Regions from separate parts of the Homo sapiens genome. Here region 2 is linked to region 1. Evidence: read pairs that join two places in POLR2A ChIA-PET (ENCODE). Cell type or tissue: HepG2. All regions are shown on one strand. Links, peaks and the distances in the headings refer to the core of each region. The heading gives the core; the rest is flanking DNA.

Region 1 (4,397 bases), core at 213-4,212:
TTTTTTAATTTTTAGTAGAGACGGGGTTTCATCGTGTTAGCCAGGATGGTCTCGATCTCCTAACCTCGTGATCCACCTGCCTTGGCCTCTTAAAGTGCTGGGATTACAGACGTGAGCCACCACGCCCAGCCGGAACACCTCTTTATTATTGTCCAAAGATTTCCCTCTGCCTCTCTGCTGCAAGTAGTTGCTTTGATGAGGATAGCATTTGAGTTTGAAAACCACCCCCATTGTCTTCTAGTTTCTAATGATGCTTTTGGTAAAATCTGATATCTTAATTTCTAAATTTCATGATGCTATACCTTGATGTAGGTCTATCTTTATCCATTTTCTTGAGTGTTCATTGGGCACTCTGGGTCTGGAAATGCATGTTTTCAATTCTTGAACGTTTAAAAAACTATTTCTTTAATAATATTCTTTCATTCTTTTTGCCTGTTCTCTTTTTCTATAACTCTGGATCCCCTGGGCTGGTTCTCAAATTTCCTTATTTTTTCTCTATTCTTTTCCATTTTACTTTCTGGGAGAGTTCCTCAACCCTAGTTTCTAGCTCTTCTGTTGAAGTTTTGATTTTGGCTGTCATATTTTTAATTTCCAAAGAATTATTTCCTTCTTCTTGGGTGGTTCCTTTTTTTAATAGCAGCCTGTTCTTCTTTCATGGATAAAATAGTCCATCTTATTTATCTGAGGCTTTTTAATATGTCTGAAGTTTTTTTCTTGCTTCTGGAATTTTCTGTTTTCTCTGAGTTTCTGTCTTTGGTTTTGACCTTTCAGAGGCTTTCCTGAGATGTTTGTAATTTGATGATCTCTGTTCATTTTCATGAGTGAAATACTAAGAAGCTTACTGGAATCTCTGTGTCTTTGGAGCTTGTGGAGTGGTGAGCTTACTGCAGAGTGATGAAGCTGGGATCAGGCTGTCTCACTGGGGGCCTCCAGTGTCTACAGGCCTTTTTTTCTTGGAATCCTTTGGTTTTTCCAGGAAAATATTCTCCAACTGCCTGTTTGATATTACCCTGGGAGCAGAGCAGGGGAAGTGGCCAACTGTCTCACCATTCAGCATGTGGACTTTCCCCTCACACTTAACTCCTTGCTTTCAGTACAGTTCCTCCAGAGCCTTATATGGTGCCAGCTTTCCTTGAGTCTAGGCCTTTCTGGTCTAGTTTCTCCAGAATAAATTTTACATCTTTTGACAAGGTGGTGGGATGAGTAGGTGCTTGGCTTTGTGAGGTTGCAAAGGAGACCTGAAAAGGTGTGTCCACCTGCAACCAGTTTTTAGCTCTGCCCCTCAACCCTGCTTCTGTCAACTGACACCCTCAACTCCTGAGCCTTTATAGGTTCCTGGGGGTAAATCAGGTTGTATCTCACTGACATCAGCAGGGACTCAGGCTTTAAATCTTGCCCCCTCCCAAGTAAAATGCTATTTCTCCAGGGGCTTTCCATCATCTGCAAATTGGCTTTTAATATTTTCATCCACTATTCTGATTTATTTGTCTATGTAATTTACCTCCTCTCTCCTCCGTAAAATTTTCCTACACTGTTATTTTTGTAGGGTTTCAGGAGGGAGCAAAAAAAAAAAAATCCAACTTTAAAAAAATGTTTTTTGAGATGGAGTTTTGCTCTTGTTGCCCAGGCTGGAGTGCAATGGCTCGATCTCGGCTCACCGCAACCTCCGACTTCCAGGTTCAAACGATTCTCCTGCTTCGGCCTGCCGAGTAGCTGGGATTACAGGCATGCACCACCACGCCCGGCTAATTTTGTATTTTTAGTAGAGACGGGGTTTCTCCATGTTGGTCGAGTTGATCCCAACTTTTTAATCAGCCATTTTAAACTCTAGATCAGATGGACTTCCCCAGTAATGTTTTCTTTGGGCTTATATAAAAATTACGGTGCATTCAGTGGCTCACGCCTGTAATCCCAGCACTTTGGGAGGCGGAGGCAGGCGGATCACGAGGTCAGGAGATCGAGATTGAGACCATCCTGGCCAACACGGTGAAACCCCGTCTCTGCTAAAAATACAAAAATTAGCCGGGTGTGGTAGCGGGCGCCTGTAATCCCGGCTACTCGGGAGGCTGAGGCAGGAGAATCATTTGAACCCCGGGAGTCGGAGGTTGCAGTGAGCCAAGATCGCCATTGCACCCAGCCTGGCGACAGAACGAGACCCCATCTCAAAAAATAAAAATAAAATAAAAATTAATAAAATAAAATAAAAAATTACGGTGCATTCCCTAAGAACATGCTGTAGGTGGCGCCATAGAGCAGTCCAGGGAGAAAGCTTATGATGTTTAATTTACATTCATAGCAGGAGAATTGAGTCTAATGACCCGTAGCGTTTGGAACTTGTGTTCAGGCACCTGACACAACTCCACATTTATGAACGCAAAAGTGCCTGTACAGTCTTTTCCTGAATCACATGTGTGTGGGAAGAGCAATGAGCTTTCTGTTCATTTCCCTTTGAAACAACCAAAGAAAACTTTGACCATTTGCTAAGGTGTTACCTTTCACCTGATGGCCACTGGAATTTCACACAGAGATTTTTGCTCTTTTTTTTTTTTTTTTTTTTTTTTTTTACCACTTTGCAAGAGCTATTGCACCCTGACGAAGCCAGCAGGAAGCCTCTGGGCAATGTCCTTGTGAGTCTGACGCCAGACAGTCAGTGACTGTCACCAGGCAAACTGCTGTCCTGAGCACCAGGCTTTACAGTTAAATTTGTGCTTGAGTAAGATTACAAGTTACTCCATGTTATGGACCTTTGGGCTTGCTCCCAAATGATTTAAATTACAAATATGAAGTCTTTTCCTTCTGCAGAAATCTATTGCATGGGCACAATCATGATACCAACTGGAGTTTATGGAAACCTTATTTACCTTTTCCAAAGCAGTTTCACAAACACCTTGTTGTCGTTGCTTCCGTTTCACGTGCAGAAACAGAAATGACAATGATTGCTGGTTTGTTTGGCTACGCTGGCTTGCCCTTGGAGTGCTTTGTGGTAGTCACAGAGACACACGCATTGTGTCAGGTATGACAAGTGAGGAGTTTAACTTTGCCCAGGCCACGGCAGAGGCGGATGTTAAACACAGGACTTCGGGCAGCACATCTCACAGGCTTTGCAATAGAGTGTGGGCCAGATGGTAAAGGCAGCAGAGAGATCAGTCACGCAGGGGACAGCCAAAGGGGCTCTTGGAGGTGGGGGTTCAGCCGGGCCTAGAGGGACTGGACTCAGCATTGTGGGAAGGAGACTCGAGAACATTCCGGCATGGTAGGGGCGGGGTAAGGAGGAGCCAGGTGGTGGCAGGAACTCTTTCAGGGAGAGAGGAACGCGCCTGACGCTGGTGCAGGCTGAGGGTCCGAGAGGGGGACCCCTCGACCATGTGGATGGTGGGAGGTGTCAGGGAGCAGTGAGAGCAGCTGGATAGATCAGATGAGACTGTGCCTTCTGGGGCCTGGAAGTCAGGCACATGGCTTGGACTTGACTCTAGAGGGACTCAGGGGCCATTAAAGGTGGAGTATTAATGACAGCAGTATTAAGGACAACACGGGCAGAAATGGCTTCAGGTTGTACAAGCTCATAGTCACTGATTAGTTGCTGGAGTTCAGTGGGTGGCAGTGGGAGGTACAGTTTGAACAGACCAGAGCACCTAAGGATGGGGACTCGGTAGGAGCTCACTAGGCAAATGCCAGCGGGGTGAGGAAGGACACTGGTGTGTCCAGGTTTCTCAGTTCCATCCCTCATGCGACACAACCTCATATCACTAACTACATGTCCTTTTGTTCTGGTTCCTCCCTGGCAGGAAAAATGCTGGCAGGTGGTGCAAGCAAGGACATCTATGCATAGAATTCTGACAGCAGCTGGACCCTCAACTTCTTCAGAAGACGAGAACCCTGCCTGGCACCGCTGGCAGGCATCTGGCCTGACACCGCTCTGGAGGCCTCCCACAAGCAGCAACCAAGCCAGAAAAAGTTGAGACCAGACCCGTTGTCCCTAAAGATGGGGCCCAGAATGTTGGGGTGAAGCTGTAGGAACAGGGTGAAAGCTGGTGGTGTGAGCAAAGAGACCAGCTATGGGGTGGTCAGGGGATTCCGGGAGGTGCATGGGTATGTTGCAGACCCCCCCAGGACAAGGGTGGCTGTGGAAGAATGGCAAATAAACACAAGGCAAAGTCTCAGAGGCTGTGCATTATGCCATGAGAAAACGTCGACGGCCAAGTTAGGCAGACAAGCCAAGCGGTCTCCACAAGAGTAGGCAGGGATCCAAAATTCAGAGCACCTGCAGCTTGCTGGGCATCCTCACTACACAGGAGGATGTGATGGCCACACATAGATCACCAGGAAGAGGGCTTGATCACCCTCTGCCATGAGCCGGCCCACAGATAGGGGACATTCTGCAAGAAAGTAAGATGCGT
Region 2 (4,397 bases), core at 264-4,263, 1.0 Mb before region 1:
GCATTTATTAATCTTAATGAGCAAGGTTCAATAGAAAGCGTAAAACAGGAAATACTTTAATATAAATAACAAGTGGACAAAGCAAGTCTAGAAAAGAAATAATTTCAAATGTTCTTGGACACATAAATCATCTCATCAAAAATTATTAGTTAACACTGAAACTTAAGGTTGAAAATTATGCCAAAAACTATAGTTATCCCATGCTATGCCCCAATATCATAAAGGTAATTGATTGTCTAAACCAGCTAACCTTTATAGATGCCTAAAAATGAGACAACAAACAAGTAATACAAAGTTTGCAGAGACTTTAGACAGTGAATTCCTTGAGCAGGGATCATGTCATATGCTTTTTATCCTCAGAAACTAGAAAATGTTGGTTCAGTTGACTAAATTTTGCACCATAGGGTTGGGAGGGACATTAAGCCATCCAGTTTAATCCTCTTCCCAAGGATAAATCTATCCTAACACATAAAAGCATATTTAATGTAGGACTGATTGTAACAGAAAACAAAAACTGAAAACAGCCTAAAATTATTTCACAGAGAAATGAATATAGTCATGTATTTACATATAAAAGTTAAAAGTAATGAAGTAGATCTATGTGCATTAACATAGTAAATCTTAAAAAATAATATTGAATGTAAAAAGAATTTTGCAAAAAGAGATAGAGAACTCAAAATAATACTGTGTATTATGTAGGTATACATACACAGGTAGTAAAAAATACAAAATACAAACAATAAGGCACCATACCAATCTCAGGAGGAAAGAAGGAGAGTAGGACAGGGATGGAGTAAACACTTCACCTGTATCTGTGTGAAGAGGAAGGAAATGTGACAAGTATCAAAATGTTAAATCTGATTGGTAGATACATGGGAGTCTGCAAACTATTTGCTGCATTTTCATTCTTGAAACATTTCATAAAAATCATATTTTAAAAATTAAAAAGAATCCCCTCCCCCGGCTTCTGATAGCTCTTTAATGCCTGCTTCAATTCATCCAGTGTCAAGTACTCACAGCATCACGTGCTCACTTTGCAAAACAGCACAATTTATTTGTGATCAGCTGTAATAGTTGGAAAGTACATCCATCTCAATGCCAAACCAAATCTGCCTTCTGTTACTTCTATTGATTGGTCTTAGTTATTCTCTTATGAACATTAACAACTCAAATCACTCTTACACAAAACAACATTGCAAATTTGAACACCTACCTAGGCTTTCTTTTCTTGGTTAAATATACACCATTCCTTCAACCACTCCTGACACAGCATAGCTTCTAGGTCTTTCTTTATCCCAACAGTCTTTAGTTAACAAGAATCTGCTGGATACTTTCTAGTTTATAAATGTTGGCATGAAATAGCAACAGTCCAGATATCATCAGACAGCACTGACTCCACCGACACCACTGAATGTATTTTGGTAACAGGGCAGCAAACTGCATCCATAATCAAGTGTGTAGTCGGTTAAAACTCCCAGGACTTTTCCAAACCAGACCTCTCTTAGCTTGCTAAATCTGTGCAACTGATTTATAAACTGAATGCAATAGATTTCAGTTAAGCTTTACTTGATATAGTAATTTAAAAAGTAAAAATTAAATAACAGTAAAATATCCGTATCTCAGACTGAGTTCTGTAAATGATAGGCAGCTCGTTGAATATGTTTGGGAATGGATACCTGCATTTAAATGGTGACAGAGATGAAAACGCATACGGTCTTTCTCAAGAGTCACTTGGCAGTATGTATCAAAATTTAAATGTATATGCTTTGATCTATTTGTGACAGTCTTTTCAGACCATTAAGCATGACATCAGAAGGTCGTGCATTTAGCAAATGTTTACTTTACAAAAAGTCAGCATGCTTTCACTAAGAACTTCCTTTTTCAGAACTTTATGTTCTCACTTTTTTTAAACAAGGCGCATTTGTTCCCTTTATAAAAACAAACGAAAAAAGTTTTTTAAATTAAAAAAAGAAGATAATACTTGTTTTTACCCACTGTTTCAATCTTCCAAGGTCTTTCTGACTGCTGATTCACTCACTCAACAAATAAGCTACCCCTTCTAGTTTTGAATCCCTCACAAGTGTGATAAGCAAGCCCTCTACATTTTCATCCATTTCTGATAAAAATTTTGAAGGATCCAAGAAGAGAGCATGCATGCCTTTCGAGTTACTCTTTGCGTAAGACTTTTTGTCTACTAGTTTTTCTCTTTGAAATACCCACCAGCACATATTTCTCCATCTTGTCTTCCTGAAAAGAAACTTTCTCAACCACTATAAAGTGAGAAACCAAGCTAGACTGTCTAAGGGGCCTATCCATCTACCACTATGGTAATCCTATTAGTTAGTTTGGCATTAGTGAATCCATACTGGTTTTCTCAAAGAAACATTAGTATCATACATAATGCCAGGCTTCATGGTCTGTAATGTCAAACTTGTCAATGTTGTGCTTCATGATCTGCAATGACTAGAATCCACTCTAAGGAAATTCTGTCTCTACTAAAAGATACAAAAATTAGCTGGGTGTGGTGGCACACACCTGTAATCCCAGCTACTTGGGAGGCTGAGGCAGGAGAATTACTTGAATCCAGGAGGCGGAGGTTGTAATGAGCTGAGATTGTGCCACCGCACTGCAGCCTGGGGAACAGAGCAAGACTCCATCTCAAAAAGAAGGCCAGGCGCAGAGGCTCACGCCTGTAATTCCAGCACTTTGGGAGGCTGAGGTGGGCGGATCACGAGGTCAGAAGATCCAGACCATCCTAGCTAACATGGTGAAACCCTGTCTCTACTAAAAATACAAAAAATTAGCCAGGCGTGGTGGCGGGCGCCTGTAGTCCCAGCTACTCAGGAGGCTGAGGCAGGAGAATGGCATGAACCCCGGAGGCGGAACTTGCAGTGAGCTGAGATCGCGCCACTGCACTCCAGCTTGGGTGTCAGAAAGAGATTCTGTCTCAAAAAAAAAAAAATTCATTTATCACTACTTTTCGGGCACAAATTCGATTGAATCTCGGTTTGAAAATTCACTGGAGTTTCTCTTAGATATTATAAATAAACTGTGGGTTAAAGGGCATGGAGTATGGGCATAGGCAGGCATGGAAAACAACGCTTACTTACTAGATTAGATGGTGCATATATACCAGTTGAAGGCAGAGGGCAGGGGCATGGTGGTTAAAGCTTTGTATCCCCACAGCACAGTTTGTTCTAGTGCCCACTACTCCCACTACTAAGGCAGCCACGAAATGCGGACATTCACAGACTATGACCTTGGTGTTCCAGAAAGGCTAAAGGTGATTTCCAGGGCCTCATGAACTTTAGTTACATCTGCAAGGAAAGTCACAGAACTACACTAAGTTCTTCACAACCCTGCCCACCTTTGCCCAGATCCACAATCATTCCCGAACTTACTGAAAGTACTGTCGCACCCACTTCTCAAAGATGTCTCAAAATTATCCACCTCTTAGGGACTAGAGTGCCAAACTGGCTAAAGTGTGTATGCCACATGCTCTGCACTGGAGCAAGAATACTTTCATGCTCTGGATTAAAATAAATTTGCCTAGATTTAGAACACCTGTCATCCTGCTGAACATCAGAGCCACTTATGGAATTTTTTAAGGTAAAAATGTCAGAACCCAGAGGTTCTGATTCAGTAGATCTGTGGCGGGTGACAGGTATCTCTACTTGCTAGTAAATTCCACTGGCGATTCTGACCTGCAACTAGCTTTGAGAATCTCTGATCTAAATTCACATTATTAACAAGATGCTCTTATTTCCTTGCTGCCTTATACTTCCCAGCTCTGGATCAATCCAACCATTTCCACTATCTGCCCTTACATTTGTACTGCTGAAGTACATTACATAACATGGTTTGCCCTATAAATTCACATACTTTAGCTAAGCCCTCAACGCTGACAGAAATCCTGTGGTTCCCAAGACAGCTCGTTCTACCCCATTTTCCACAGTAGCCATTTCAAATCTCCTCTTTCCCCTTTTCTTTCCCTCTTATCAACACCTCCCTACACTTCATTCGCTGTAGGTGACCTCCCTTCTTCCTTCACAAAAGAAACGGAAGGTATCAGAAAAGAACTCCTTAACCTAACTCCTCTTTTCGTCCTCTACCTCTACTTATCTGTAAACATAACTGGACCACCCTTCTCTATCTCCTTTCTGACATATGTTCTCAGAATTTCATCTCACCACACTTCTTCAGGAGCTAGAATCCATCAACTGCCCTTCCACTCTTTCTCTAAGTCTTTTAAATTCTCCTTCTCCATAGGTCCTTTCCAATTACAATGTTCAGTTCTCTCCCATGATTAAATTTTAAAAACATAACATAACAATAATCCCACATTAGCTGTCTTCTCACATCTCTCATCCTCCTCACTGCCAAGCTTCTTGAAAAAG

The links. ChIA-PET counts read pairs that join two places held together with the same protein. Peaks named below come from ENCODE experiments on the same cell type or tissue, not always from the same donor. Only the 100,000 strongest peaks of a DNase experiment are listed, where the experiment ranks them.
Region 2: POLR2A ChIA-PET joins it to region 1 with 8 read pairs; 1 of 35 experiments calls an interaction of 5 or more read pairs at or near these places.

What each region holds. Positions count from the first base shown.
Region 1 is chr12:4,846,953-4,851,349 of GRCh38, forward strand. It overlaps a transcript of KCNA6 not described here. Among named protein-coding and RNA genes, the nearest start is that of KCNA6-AS1, 18 kb to the left of the region's middle. In HepG2, for the core only: a CTCF peak has its summit at 2,250 (motif pointing right); a DNase peak (open chromatin) is centred at 2,269; H3K27me3 peaks cover 733 bases.
Region 2 is chr12:3,814,242-3,818,638 of GRCh38, forward strand. The region is part of intron 6 of PARP11 (poly(ADP-ribose) polymerase family member 11); the gene reads right to left. Among named protein-coding and RNA genes, the nearest start is that of PARP11-AS1, 54 kb to the right of the region's middle. In HepG2, for the core only: no CTCF peak of the experiment used is centred there; a DNase peak (open chromatin) is centred at 1,830.